Regions from separate parts of the Homo sapiens genome. Here region 1 is linked to region 2. Evidence: chromatin contacts called from ENCODE Hi-C or POLR2A ChIA-PET data. All regions are on one chromosome and are shown on one strand. The core of a region is the stretch at or near the end of the contact, and the rest is flanking DNA. Distances in the headings are between cores, read along the strand shown.

Region 1 (6,968 bases), core at 15-2,514, 44 kb after region 2:
GCATTAGAACTGCGCCTGGCACCAGCAGGTGTTCAATTATTTATTTAATGGGTGACTTGGAGCAGAAACCGAAGTGCAGTGGACTGTTTTCCTGGGATCTGAGCTGATGATAAATGATAAATAAGTCTTGGGATTTTAGAAGGCAGGAATCACGAAAACCAACACCAATGAAATCCAAGTCTCCTCTGCTACTATCTGAAGTGGAACAGAACAGAAATAAGGTCTGTTTTCTTTCCGCTTCGCTGTTCTGTTTCTGTCCAAAACAACCGTCTCTCTGACACCTTCGAGGTGTCCCTTTGTCTCTTTGAGGTTCCCTCCGTGACACTGGCTACTTTGTAACTCTAACACTGTCAGCAATTAATTCCCAAAGGTGAGGTCCCCGTGGGAAGTGGGAAAACCCAGCGAATCACCAGGGACCCGCCTGATTCCGAAAAGGCTGGATGCTGGCTGGGAACCGGCCCCGCAGCTCCGGCGTCCCCGCCTGCCTGCGCGGCCTTCAGCTGGGGTTACGGAGGGCTCCCAGCGCCGATCCAAACCGCGTTCCAGGCGGGGTGGGCGGGCCCCTGGCCAGCGAGGCCGAAGCAAAACAACCCGCCCAGGCGTCCAGAGCGTATCCAACCCTGGAGAACCTGCCCCGGAACCAAGAGCCGCAGCCAGCTCAGGCCTCTCGAGTGGGGCCTTTCCAGCCCCTGCAACAGATCCCGGGATCTGTAGTTGGGCGGAGGGGCTCGTTATGGGAAAGGGGTGCGTGCGCGTTTGTGCTAAAACAAGAAAGGCAAGAATCTCCGAGAACAAAACTCTGGTCCTCGCCTGGCCGGGGACCGCAGAAGACAGGGGCGGCAGCGCCAAGGCGGGTCAGGGGCCGGTCCAGCCAAGTTTGCTCCGGCTTAGATAAACTTTCTGATGGCAGTTTTTCCTGGTTGCAGCCTGGGTTCCTTGTAACAGGGTAAGCGTAGCGGGTGGTTGTCAAGAGGGGCGGAGGCTGGCGGTTACAGGGAATGGAGGGATGGGCCGGACCTGGGGTCGCGCAGGCGCCTTGGTCGCTGCCTCCGATCCGATCACCCCCGCCCCATCTCCTCTGCGAGCTCAGGAAGGTGGCTGGGGGAGGGGGATGGCTCCCTACTGCCGAGGGACGGCCCGAGGCAAACACAAAGCCCTTCCCTCCCCTCCTCCTCTTTCCTCTCCTCTCCCCTCCCCTCCCCTCCTTTCTCCCCCTTCCTCCTCTTCCTCCTCCTCCTCTTGCTCCTCCCGGGCGGGGAAACCCAGCCCCGCGCTCGTCTTTGGGGCCACCGGTCGCCCCCGCCTCCGGGACCTGCGGGGAGGGCCCGCGAGAGGTAAGGGGCGGTGGCAGCGGAGACCCCACCCCCTGTGCCCGCACCTAGAGAGCCCGGAGAGGCTCCGGGCACGGGCGGGGCTCTCTGGGGTTCCAGACGTGGGTGCTGCTGTGCGCACTCTCTCCCTACTCCGGAGGGGACTTGAGGAAGACAGCCAGAGCGCGTCCTCGGGGATCGTGGGGAACGGAAGGGGGAAGGGGGATCAGGGAGTGGGGACAAGGGGCAGAGTGACATTCCGGAGCGCGAGGTGGCCGCTGGTCCCGGCAGGGTCACCGGGTGTCCTCAGCTGACCTGTGCGGGGCTGGGGTGAGGGACAGCTGGAGGGTGCAGGCACTATGGCTCGAGGTGCGGAGGTGCGGGTGTGCGTGCGTGTGCACCGGACGGAGTTTGGTAGGGACCTTTGAGGAGTTCTACCTGCAGGGCTGCCTGTGGGGTGTCAAGTGCTCCCTGCGCCTGAGCGCGCGGGTCAGACCCGGTGTCGCACAGCTTTGATCCCCAGCGCGGACCCCACTGGTGAGTCCAGCCAGTGTGCAGGGCAGATGCTCCGACCGGAGATTTCCTCCCCCGGGTGGAAAAGCAGGAGGGTTGTTGTGTCCGGGCAGGGGGCACTTGGGCTGTCGCGGTGATTGATGGCTGCGCAGCGGGCGGAGGAGGAGCCCCGGATTCCTGCCGGGAAGGGACGGGGCCACTTTCCCACTTTGAGGCCTCCCCGCCCCCTTCTGGGCTTGGCCTCCACCCTTGGCCTGGGCTCCCACCAGCTCGGCGTCCACCCACCGGCGGTGGCGCGCCCCTCGACCGCGCGGGGACAGCAGGATTTGCAGAAGTTCAGCTTGAAAGCCTATGATATGTTGCCAAGAAATACAGGGCAAGATCGGTCCCCTGGGCCCTGAGAGGCGCCTGTCTTCTCAGAGCTCTTAAATCCCTGGGGCTTTCCTAATTCCGCAGTGTAGCGGCACTTCCTTGCGCGGTTTTGGGCACATTGGGGTTTCTTAGGAACACGCTGTCATCGGTAAGGAAACATCAGAGTACTCTTCGACCAAAAGGACTGTAAATACTGAAGCAAAAAGAAACACTTGCTGGGAGTGCAAAGGGCTTACTGGGAAAAAAGAAACACACAGGGCAGCACTCCATCATTAAGATAAATAGTATTTTAATACAATCTTTTTAACAAAACCAAATTGAATGTAAAAAATTCATGATAAGCAAAAATCAACATTTTAAATACAGGTGGGTGTTGTTAGAACCCTGCTTCATAGGCCGGGTGCAGTGGCTTATGCCTGTAATCCCAGCACTTAGGGAGGCCAAGGCAGGCAGATCACTTGAGGTCAGGAGTTCAAGACCAGCCTGGCCAACAGGGTGAAACCCCATCTCTACTAAAAATACAAAAATTAGCTGGGCCTGAAGGCATGTGCCTGTGGTCCCAGCTACTCGGGAGGCTGAGGTGGGAGAATCACTTGAACCTGGGGGCAGAGGTTGCAGTAAGCCGACATTGTGCCACTCCACTCAGCCTGGGTGACAGAGTGAAACTCTGTCTAAAAAAAAAGAACCCTGCTTCATTGTTCAATGGGAACAGTCATATCCAGTCTCCCTCCCCCACCTCCCCATTTGTTTGTTCCCTTGCCTGGTGGTTTGAGAGTTGACAGTGGCATGCAACAGATTGAGCAACTCTGGCTTCAGATGTAGTCACGTTCACTGAATGCAGAGCTTTTATTAACTTTTTACCTAATTCAAATGTAGGAGGATATTGTCATAAGTGGATATAGAGGTGCTAATTTTCCTTTTTGCCTCAGGTTCCAATATTGCCTCTGGAATACTCATGCACTCCCGTGCTTTGGCACCTCCAGAGAGAGCATCACAGGCTAGGGATGGGTAGGGTCCCGGGACAGTGAAGGGCCCTTGCTTTTGGAACTTGGGAAGAAGGCTGTTGACAGGAGCTTTTGGGTTTGGAGACTTGCTCTCAGTAGTTGGAGGCTGGAGACACGGGGAAAACCAACCTGCTATCAAGACCTTTGTCTGGAAACATTCTCCTGCAGACAGTTCATCAGAGCAGAGGAGGAAACTGAAATAGCCCACACTTGACCTCTAGTGTAGGGCAGGTGGGAGGGAGCTTGACTCCCAGGATGGCTATGGCGTGTGCTTATTTAAAGATAACTTCGCAGCAGCACTCTTATCCCCACCCAAGGTGTCCTGCCATACACCTTATCCAAAGTCAAGGGTCACTACCCACTTCAGGACTTCCACTTTCCAGAAAGAACCTCCTTGCTTAGCTAAACCCTCTTCCTCTGCTTGGAGGACACAGATGAATCAGGTATCACAGATGAAACACAGGGTATGCTACCCTGAGAGGTCCATGCTCGTGTGACCCATTAATGGGAGGCCCATTCTTCACATACTCTCTGTATTATAGTGCTTTGACCTTGTGCCCAATTCCCCTTGTATATCCAACCTACCTAATGAACCTTCAAGAATCCTAATAGTTTCAGCAAGAAAGATTTCCCCGACCCTGTCCTCCTTTCCCCAGTAAGACACCCCCTCACTGCCACCAGAATTCCTTGTGTGTGTGTATGTGTATGTATCTCTTAAAGCAATACAGTGGACCTCACTTGCCCACTGTCTGTAAGCTTCCCAGGGTCCAAAACCAGGCCATAGCCCTTAAGACCTACCACTCAAGGAGGGGGTGTTGAATGAATGAATGAACAAAAGTGTCCCTTTGTCAAGGCATTTTGAGAAGTTGCACAGCAAGAAGTATACCCTCAGGACTGTAATGCCTCTGAAGAAAGCAGGTAACATTTTTGTAGCACATTATAAAATGGATTTACAAATAGTATCTCAGTCGTTTCTCACAACAGTAGTATTCATTGCATTTTGTAGGTGAGGAAATGAAAGCCTAAAATTAGTCTGTCATTCTGCCGCAGCACAGTGGACTTGCTAAAGGCGAACCTGCCCAGAGGCACACTCCATGCAGTGTATGTACAGAGCAGGATTCACCGAGTTGTGTTTTAGGATGCAGTTTTGCTAAACAATCACTAATGAGTTACAGTGATAAAATATGTTAGGGAAATGCTAATGTTGTCTGTTTTTTTATGGCAGGACTTTAAGGAGTCTTTATTGTTATACCATACATTGGGACTCTTTAGAATGACACCATAGTATGGGATGCTTGCCAACTTTATTTGGCCACAGAACACTCTTTCTCATGAAGTATCTTCTGGATCCAGTGTTCCAAGGAATTCACCTAGGGAATTGTTTAGTTCTCCCAAAATCTTATAATGTCTAGGCCAACTTCCAAGGAATGTTGATTCCATCTAATATGTGGTATTTTGGATAGTAAAAATGTATATTCTGGACACTAGAAAAGCATAATAATCCACCCTTGTCAATTTAGAGTGGATTGTTGATCTGTGTATCCAATTAACTCAAGTAGCTTCCATGCATCCGATTAATATGAATAGGTTCTTTGGGTTTGATCAGATATGATCTGAGGGAACCCCAGCCTCTGGAGAGCACTGCCTTTTTGCTGCCCAGAAGCCTTCAGATTTCAACCAGCCTTTCCAACTCTGAGAATCCCCTCAAACGCAGCTCTGTAGATGGGGTGGCAACTTCAGGGTTCTTGTCCTGAGATCACTATTTCATCTTGGCTAGTTACATCCATTGAGTGAGAAAGTACACCTGCTCAGTGAATTTTCTGTTCTCTCATTCCTCTCTCCTTGGGTGCTGGCCAAGTGAATTCTCTAGGGTGTCTAAGTGTGTGTGGACATTTGCTTATGAAAAGTAAGTAAATGTCACTCTCTGGGTGTCTCAGACCTGGAACAGAAGCCTGCTAACAGCAATCCCTCCTCATAGGAGCTGCAGCCCCCGTTCACAAGCAACCATTGTTTGAAATCAGGTATTTTTAAATCAGAGTTTGCCTTCAATCTACTGTTAGAGCACCTTCCACAGACCAGTAACCTCAGCTATTGAGGCTTTATTGCAATTAAGGAGACAAAGTGAGGAAGTTGGAGTTAGAATTTCAGGGACTCAAAGGAGAATTGTGGGCTAGTGGAGGAGCCTTCGGAAAGTGATCAAAGAGGCACAGCTGTGCAAATTTAACATTCATCTGCAGACATTTCTAGGTCTCCAATGCTGAGCAAATATATCTCAAGATTTGTTTCGTAGATTTTTCGAAAGCACAAAAAGTAACAATTCTCATTTAGAGATATGTATTAAACAGGGTGGTGTCACAGAAGTCAAGGGAAGGAGTGTTTTGAGAAAAATGGACCTATCAGATGGGGCGGGATGGGGAGTGACAAGGGGAGTTGAAGAAGATGACTAGAAGGCTGATGGGTCATTAGCCAAGCCGTGGAGTTCAAGTGTGTGTGTGAGCATGCACATGTCATCGTGCTGTGCGAACAAGGGAGAAGGTAGGGAAGAAACACTGAATGTGATTTATTTTATTTATTTATTTATTTATTTAGAGATAGAGTTTCGCTCTTGTTGCCCAGGCTGGAGTGCAGTGGTGCGATCTCGGCTCACTACAACCTCCACCTCCCGGAGTCAAGCGATTCTCCTGCCTCAGCCTCCTGAATAGCTGGGATTACAGGTGCCCGCCACCACACCTGGCTAATTTTTTGTATTTTTAGTAGAGATGGGGTTTCATGATGTTGGCCAGGCTGGTCTCGAACTCCTGACCTCGGGTAATCCACCCACCTTGGCCTCCCAAAATGCAGCAATTACAGGCGTGTGCCACCATGCACAGGCCTAAATGTGATTTTTAACCTGTTGAGTTTAAAAGTCCTGGCCAGGTGCAGTGGCTCATGCCTGTAATCCTAGCACTATGGGAGGCTGAGGTGGGCAGATCACTTGAGGTTAGGAGTTCAAGGCCAGCCTGACCAACATGGTGAAACCCTGTCTCTACTAAAAATACCAAAAAAATTAGCTGGGCCTGGTGGCAGGCCCCTGTAGTCCTCGCTACTTCAGAGGCTAAGGCAGGAGAATCCCCTGAACCCGGGAGGCAGAGGTTGCAGTGAGCCAGGATCACTCCATTGCACTCCAGCCTGGGTGACAGAGCAAGACTCTGTCTCTAAATAAATAAATAAATAAATAAGATATATATGTATATCAGCACAGAGAAGTGTGGAATGTCAGCTGAAAGTGTGAATAGAACCACACAAGTGAATACAGCCGCTAGCAAAACCACTCAATAGCATAATCACATAATGAATGAGTGAATGAATGAATGAATGATTAAATGACACTGTTTTTTGTAGCAGAAACTGTTTTTAAACTCACTAATAGTTAGGTGAAAGTTTAAACACAGTCATTTTGTGAAAGAGTCTAAGAAAATAAAATTGAATTTTTTAACGCTGTGGGTATTCCAGCCTGTGTGAGATGTCTTATTCTGGTCAAAAAGCTTTGGTTGTAAGAACCTCCATTACTAACGTTGAATGATGCTCCATGATTGAGAGCCCCTGATTCAGTTTGATGTAGGAATGGTTATAAAGGTATGCTGGTTTGTTTTAAAAACCATCCTAAGAGTGATTTAAAAGACGTTGCTGGACTTTATAGTATCCAAATGAGAAACGGATTCGGGAGGTGTTCTAATTCCTACTATGAGTGTATATCTCATTTTTATTTGATGATACCATCTGGCCAAGT
Region 2 (7,323 bases), core at 664-3,163:
GGTCCTTAGCAGAGCTCCTGGCCCTCCTCGATCTTCATTAATGGCTAGCCTGTCAGGAAGGAGGAGCCCTACAGGCCTCTTTTCATTTTGCTTTTGAATTATAAAAGTAATACACATTAATAGCCCAAAACTGGAAGTGGCCCAGATGTCCATCAACAGGAGCATAATTAAACACACCGTGGCATATTTACACTGCTGTAAAAATAAATGAGCTGTTGATGCAATGAAAACATTGAAGGAGTCTTTAAAAATGATGCGGATATAAAAGAGTACACGCTGCAGGATTCCATTGCTATGAAGCTCTAGGACAGGCTGAACTGCCTTGTGGTAGAGAAACAGGGCAGTGCCTGCCTCAGGCAAGGCTTACAGAAGGGCACCTGAGAACTTTCTGGAATGACAGAAGTGTTCTGAGCCATGGTAGAGTTTGAGTTACATGGGTGTATGCATTTCTCAGAACCTGTTGAATGGTACAATTTTGTGGTGGGAATTTTACCATGTAAAATGGCATCTAAGAATAAAAGACCCATGAATTGTGAATGAACTCTACTTAATGAGATGCAGGCAGGAGTGCTGAGGGGTGAAATGGCCTGGTCTCTGCAGTTTACTTTGAAGTTCCCACAAGCACACGTGGACATGCCCTGCTCTTAAAAAAATAAGATGGTATAATTCTTCCAACTTTCCTGAATGCTTGAAAACTTCCATAGCAGCATGCTGGGTTTAAAAACACTACATAGACTCAAAATAATTTAAGTAAAGTGGGGAAGGGAGAGAGAGTACATTGGGCAGAGACCACATTGCTTCTGGAACATTATCCAGGGAGTGGCATCCGGGGTCTCTCTGCTTCCAACCTCACTCTGACCAGTCCCTGCTGCCCCACAGAACACTGGCCTCCTTATAATGCATATTCCAAATGAGACTTCATGGACATGCCTTATTCATTCATCAGTTACGTTTTAAGCACGTGGTCTGTGCCCAGCCCTCTGCCAGGTGGAGGGTAAAGTCAGACGTGGTTCCTACCCTTGCGGTGTCTGTAATCTAGTAAGCTATTGTTCAGTGATAGGTTTAGAAAAGAAGCAGCCTCGGGTGCAAGGAAGTGGACCCAGCCCCCAATTATTCAGAAGGTATTACACACCAGGCCCTGTTCAACAGTTTTAACGTGGATTAATTCAGTTCAACCTCATAAGCACCAACAAAGCAGGAACTGTATTATCCCCATTTTACACTTTGAAAAACTGAGGCTTAGAGAAGTTCAGTTACCCATCCATGATGATACAGCAAGTGAATGACCAAGAAGAGATTCAAAACCCAGGAAGTTAGCTCTGGAGTCCATGCCTTAAACCAGAGGGTTGCAAACATTTTCTACAAGGGGCCAGAGAGGAAATATTTTAAGCCCTGTGGATCATGCTGTCTCCATCAAAACCACTCAGCTCAGCTGCTGTCGTGTGAAAATAGCCATTGATGATACATAAATGAATGAACTGAGTTCCAATAAAATTTTATTTACAAAGACAGGCTGGAGCCAGATGCCGTGGCTCATGCTTGTAATTCCAGCACTTTGGGAGGCCAATGCTGGAGGATTGCTTGAGGCCAGGAGTTTGAGACCAGCCTGAGCAACATAGCAAGATCCTATCTTTACAAACAACAACAACAAATTAGCTAGGCATAGTGGTGTGTGCCTATAGTCCCAGCTACTTGGGAGGCTAAGGCAGGAGGATCACTTGGGCACAGGAGTTCAAAGCTACAGTGAGCTATGATTTCACCTCTGCACTCCAGCCTGGACAACACAATGAGACCCAGTCTCTAAAAAAAAAAAAAAAAAAAAACAACAAAAAGAGGCAATGGCAATGACTCCTGCCCCAAACCATCCATAGCTGCAGCAGCTGGGAGATGTTTGAGCTGGGCCAGAAGGCAGCTGAAGGAGCCCTCATTCCTGCCTGTCACATCCTGGTGGAAGTACAAGGGTCAGACAGCAAGGAGTAAATACAGGCTTTGAGAGCCCAGGTCTCTAACAATGAAAACACAAAAATACACCCCTGGGTGTGTGTAGTAGTTCATGACCAAAGGAAGGCCATAGAGAAAAAGGTGAGAAGTTAAAAACACAGCAACTCCACAAAAGAGTGAGTTGCCTTTGGCCTCTGGAACCAGATTTAGAATTTCAGCCACACTGTTCTTCGAGATTTCATGTGAACATAGGAAGAGTAAAGTTCAAAAGCTTTGGTTTAACAGGATTCCTTTTGAAAATGTTTGGCCAAAGGGAATTTTCCTGCTAGGAGCTTTGCTGTCACTGGCTCTTGGTTTCTTAAGGGCATGAAATCACTTTACTAAGTTCTTGTTGCTGACAAGGGTTTGACCCTGGAGCTCAGAGGGCAAGCTGTGCTGGAAATGCATTGCCCCTCTTAGAAGATATCTGTATGCGCAGTGCTGAAAGTTAAGAGCTCAAAAGGATTCCTGAGTGTTTATCTACAGTTTCACATCTACCCAAGGGTGACTGAGGATAGCTCCAAGAGCCTCTTCCTCTCTCCTAGGGGTTGCCATCTTGCTCTGAGGAGCCCATCTCTCCCATTCAACATTGACCAGAACACAGGGGATTATCATAGTCAGTGTGGACAGAATATTTGGAGGAAGAAAATCTTCAGTACAACCCATTTGCGATGCAGTCTTGTATGCTGGCCTCTTTATACCAACCCAGCTGATGAAAGTAGGAAAGTCTATCCGCAGTCAGGTTGAGTGTGTGCATGAAGTTAAGCCACCAGCTGGACTGCGACGGGGCCGATCTGCCATTTTTCCACACTGAATTAACCAGGTTAAGCCATTGCTCTAGTGTCACAGAGATATGACTTGAGTCTTCCTTTATTCTCGGGAAGGCATTTGGTGGCAGGGAAGCATGTTCCAGCTGGGGGCCAGCAAATGGTTGACTCACAGGGATTGCAAGTCACGAGAGAAAGAGTCCAGCTCAATCCCTCTGTGACAGGACATCATTAAGTCACATCTTCACAGAAAGGGTTGGCTGTTTAGGGCGTATGGTGTCCCTATTTTCTGTCCTGTCAGAAAATAAACCTGACACACCCACCTATGGAGACTCCTTCCCATATGCACACTCCAGTAGTGAACTGGTGCAGTCATGCCAAGAGGTACCTTAAACCCTGTCAGAAGGGCCCAGAACCACTCCTACTCGATAATTACCACTTAGTTGTCTAACAGAAACAATGCACAAATCAACCAGCCTCACTTTCCCTTCCCAAGAACGTAGAGAAGCTTTTCACTCCCTGCAGGAGAGTGTACATTGGTTGGGGTCTGTAGTCCTCAAACCTGAATGCACACAAGCATTTCCAAGAAAACATGTGAAAAATGAATGTCAAGATCCCTTCCACAGAACCCTTGGAGAACAGAAGTGGATCTGAGCTTTATGCTTTCTCTAAATCAGTGGTTCTTAAACTTTCCTGTGCATCAGAATCACCTGGAGTTAAAGCACAGATTCTTGGGCCCTGCCCCAGGGTTTCTGATTCAGGAGTTCTGGGTGGGGCCTGAGATCCTGCATTTCTAACAAGTTCCCGAGAGCTGCTGCCGCTGCTGGCCCCAAAACCACCCTCTGAGAACCACTGCTCTAAGGAATCTCTTCTATTTTGGGGCAGCCGGCCTCATGACTTTGGTCAAAGGCAGAAGCAGTGTCTTCTCTACATCATGAAAGAAACTATTTGGCCTTTGTCAGCCAAGTCAGCACCCCAGTACTCTCTACCTGCTCTGCTTGATATTATAGCCACAACCACATGTGGCTCTTTAAATGTAAATTTGGTTAAAGATGAGATTAAAACTGTTTCTTTTTTTTTCAGTTGCATGAGACACATTTCAAATGCCCAACAGCCACCTGTACCTAATGGCTACCATGTTGGAGAGCACAGATATAGAACTTTTCCATCACCACAGAAAGTTCTGCTCATCAGTGCTATTCTATAGAAACTCCAAGGCTGGGTGCAGTGTCTCATGCTTGTAATGAGCCACTTTGAGAGCATGTTGGGCTGCTTGTAATGAGCACTTTGGGTGGCCGAGCTGGGAGGATCACTTGCTTCCAGGAGTTCAAGACCAGCCCGGGCAACGTAGTGAGACCTAGTCTCTACAAAAAATCAAAAATCAGCCAGGTGTGATGGTGTGTGCCTGTAGTCCTCAGGAGGCTGAGGTGGGAGGATCACTTGTGGCTGGGAGGTTGAGGCTATAGTGAGCCAAGATCACACCACTGCACCCCAGCCTGGGTAACAGAGTGAAACCCTGTCTCAAAAAAAAAGAAGGAACTCCAAATATGCTTCTCTTTTTCTCTTCATTGGCTGTTATCCCCATTCTGCAAAAAACAAACCTCCAAAAATCCCTTTACTAACATCAGAAATGGAATTTTAACTTTTTCTTCTGTTTTGTTTGCTCACAACAGCAACCCTCCTCCACTTCTTCCCATCAAGTTAGGGGAAGGACAGAGACATTTTGGTGCAAAAGAGATGAAAAGTTTATTCATATTTTTCCATTGCCCATGTCATGAAATTCATCCTAAAAGCAGTACGGGTTTGAGAAAGTAAAAGTTCCCCAGAGGTAAAGGAACACGTGGACAGGGATGTGTTGTGGGCCACAAGAATCTCACAGTCCCAGATAGAGGGTTCAGGTGGCCGTGGGGCACTCCAGCCAGGGGCCTGCTATTGAGGGTAAGGCCAGGATGGGACTGAGAGTGGACAAGACAAAGACAAGCCTTGGGTTTCCAGAACAGCACACGTCTCAAGTATAAGCTGTGGAGCTGGCTGCTGAAGCTGTTGCTTTTTCATTCTAGAGGGGAGATGTGGAATCACTGCTACTCAGAGTTGCGTAGGCAGATGCCTTTTCCAAAGCCTAACTCTGCTTTGGAAGCCTAGCTTGTCAGAAGCCTAACTCTAACCCTCTCTTACAGATCCGGCTGAATAGCAGGGGGCTGATCTACTCCGTAGGCTTGCTCCTGGCCTCTGTTTTTGTCACGGTAGGTTGGCAGCTCTCTCCTCGTACTTGTGTTTGCCTGTTCTTTCCTCCCCTTGGTTTCTTTGGAGACCAGATGAGCTTGGTCTCCTGGTGACTGGGTACAAGCAACCTCCTTGTCCCATCTCCTGGCTCTTTCTTCTAGAAGTGAGTCCTAGCAACCCACTAGAACACCTTCTCCCTTTCTGAAAGAAGCCAGCCTTCCTCTCAAAGGCATGGCCCTATCTTACATAGAAAGCAAACCATTTTCCCAAACACAAAGAGAAGATCCCACTTTGTCTGCAATATGAGTCATGGAAAGGTAGATTCCAATTCATTGATTGTTCCAGGTTCCCATACGAATCCATGAATTTGACTAATACTTGGAAACTAAAAATATATTTTATTGACAGTACATTTTGAGGCCATTCCACTCTCTCAGCCATTACGCCCACTTGCGTACTTTAATATTCCCAACTCAACTGTTGTGTTTGGAACAAGTTCACACCAACGCATGGACTCATCCACATGAAGCATCCATTAACATACAAATATGCTGTTGGCATTAAGCAGCATTGAGACACAATATGTTTTTTCCTTAATTATTCAAGGAAATAGTCATTGAGTTACACCTGGCATGTTGTTAGCATAAATATGCCAGAGAATGGGAATTCAGAAGGACAGGCAGGAAGCAAAATAAGTAGTTTACAGGATCAGGGTGTGAATTGAATGTCAAGATTTCACCAAAGCTAATACTGCCTTATACAAAAGTGCAAATCGACATCATTCATGCTCTTATGGTTTAGGAGGTCCTGCAGTTCTGCTATGACTTGGAGTGGTGATATTTGTAATAGCCACACGCCGTACTTAATGTTTTGTATACATATCTTCCCATTTGGAGCTCATCATGCCCCCCATGAGGTTCACTAAGATCAACCTATTATACAAATGAGCGACTGAGGCCTAGAGGAGCTAATTGACTCCTTTTTATTGACACCAAGTGAATGGAGGAACAAGCATCTGACACCAGGGTGCACAATCATAGCTACGGTGCATCTTTTTAGGCTATGCTATAGTTATACCATCTACAGGAGACCTGGCTAACCACTAACTGGGCTGTCAAAATGAGGTTACCAAAATGCTGAAGAGAGGCAGGTTTGGGGGAGGAAAAGCAATTTTAAACATCTTAAGTTTGCAATGCCTGTTTGACATCCAAAGGAAGAGGTCAAGAAAGCCATTGGAAATATAAGTCTGAGTTCACGAGAAATGTTCAGTCTAGAGACACCATAGTGTAGATGGTATTTAAAGCCCTGCAGTTGGGAGAGATCTCCAAGGGAATGAGTGTACACAAAAGAGAGAAGAGCCCCAAGATCTCAGTGTTGAGGCAGTCTGATGCTTACAGGTCAGGATGATAAGGAAGAAACACCAAAAGAAACAGAGAAGGAACAGTTTGGAGATGCGGGAATAAAACCACGAGAGTGCAGGGTCCTGGAAGCCACCTGCTGGAGGGTTTTCCAGGTGGAGGGAGCTATTGGCTGAGTCAGGGAGAGGAGCCCTGAGCATTGGCCATGGGAGTTAGCAATGCAAAACCATTGGTGCTAATGAGAGGGTAGTGCTGTGGAGTCAAGTGGAATAAGTTAATAGAGAATGAAAGGAGAGAGATTGGAGACCGTGGGCAGACATTCACAACTCTTTCATGTTATCTGACTGTAAAGAAAGGAGAAAAACGGAAATTCAGGAAAAAAAGTGTTATTTTAAGATGAATAAGATAACAGAATCTTTGTATGCCAATTAGAATAATCCAGGGATGGAGTTGGGGCATGTGCTAGAGGAGAGGGAGTTGCTGGAACCAGGTCCTTAAGAAGGGTGGGAGATGGGATCTGGGGCATGCAGGGTGGAGTTGACCTCACTGCCAGGAGAGAAGGCAGGGAGGTGGGGTTGGGAGCTCTGTGCCGTGGGGATAAGTGAGGACGGGGAAGTGAGTGTCGGAGATTGGAAGAAAGGGGAGAGGTGTGAAGTAGCCGTCTGGGGAAGGGAGAGACAAGGGACTAGGGAAGGATGAGATGCCTGCTGAAAAGCATGAATGACCCACTTAATGTCAGTGGTCTCTAATTTAAAATAAGACCCATCCGCATGGCTGACCGATTTCCTCCAACCCTGATGGACAGCTGCGTGGATGCAGCATGAACCAGATTGGGACTTGGCTTGAACTGAAGGGCTATGGCTTAGCCAAGCAAGGACAACCAAGCAAGAGAGAGGCCAGGGAATCAGGGTGGATGCCCCGGAGTGACTCCAGCGAGTGTGGGTGGAATTGAATCAGAGGAAGGAGAGAAGGAAACGGGCAAAGTGGGTGAAGCC

The links. Hi-C counts contacts between places; a loop is a spot of excess contacts on that map. ChIA-PET counts read pairs that join two places held with the same protein, here RNA polymerase II (POLR2A). Pooled maps may share reads with other maps.
Region 1: a loop to region 2 is called in a map of PC-3, with 3 times the contacts of the local background. The contact joins the promoter of RIN2 here to the enhancer-like site in region 2. A Hi-C loop is called at or near these places in 7 of 168 maps with a recorded cell type or tissue (B cell, CD14-positive monocyte, Caco-2 and 4 more), 1 of 37 single-sample maps with no recorded cell type and 2 of 50 pooled maps. POLR2A ChIA-PET finds 5 or more read pairs at or near these places in 10 of 52 experiments (A549, A673, B cell and 7 more).

The regions. Positions count from the first base shown.
Region 1 is chr20:19,756,994-19,763,961 of GRCh38, forward strand. It overlaps RIN2 (Ras and Rab interactor 2), which reads left to right and starts at 1,265. Exons shown (of 13, transcript NM_018993.4): 1 at 1,265-1,334. RefSeq lists an enhancer at 1,654-2,228.
Region 2 is chr20:19,712,604-19,719,926 of GRCh38, forward strand. It overlaps SLC24A3 (solute carrier family 24 member 3), which reads left to right. Exons shown (of 17, transcript NM_020689.4): 16 at 4,925-4,990. Among named protein-coding and RNA genes, the nearest start is that of RIN2, 42 kb to the right of the region's middle. Within about 2 kb of position 1,914, at least 2 of the 41 ENCODE cell types and tissues checked have a DNase peak (open chromatin) inside an H3K27ac peak, as active enhancers do; they include transverse colon, where a contact is called at or near this core.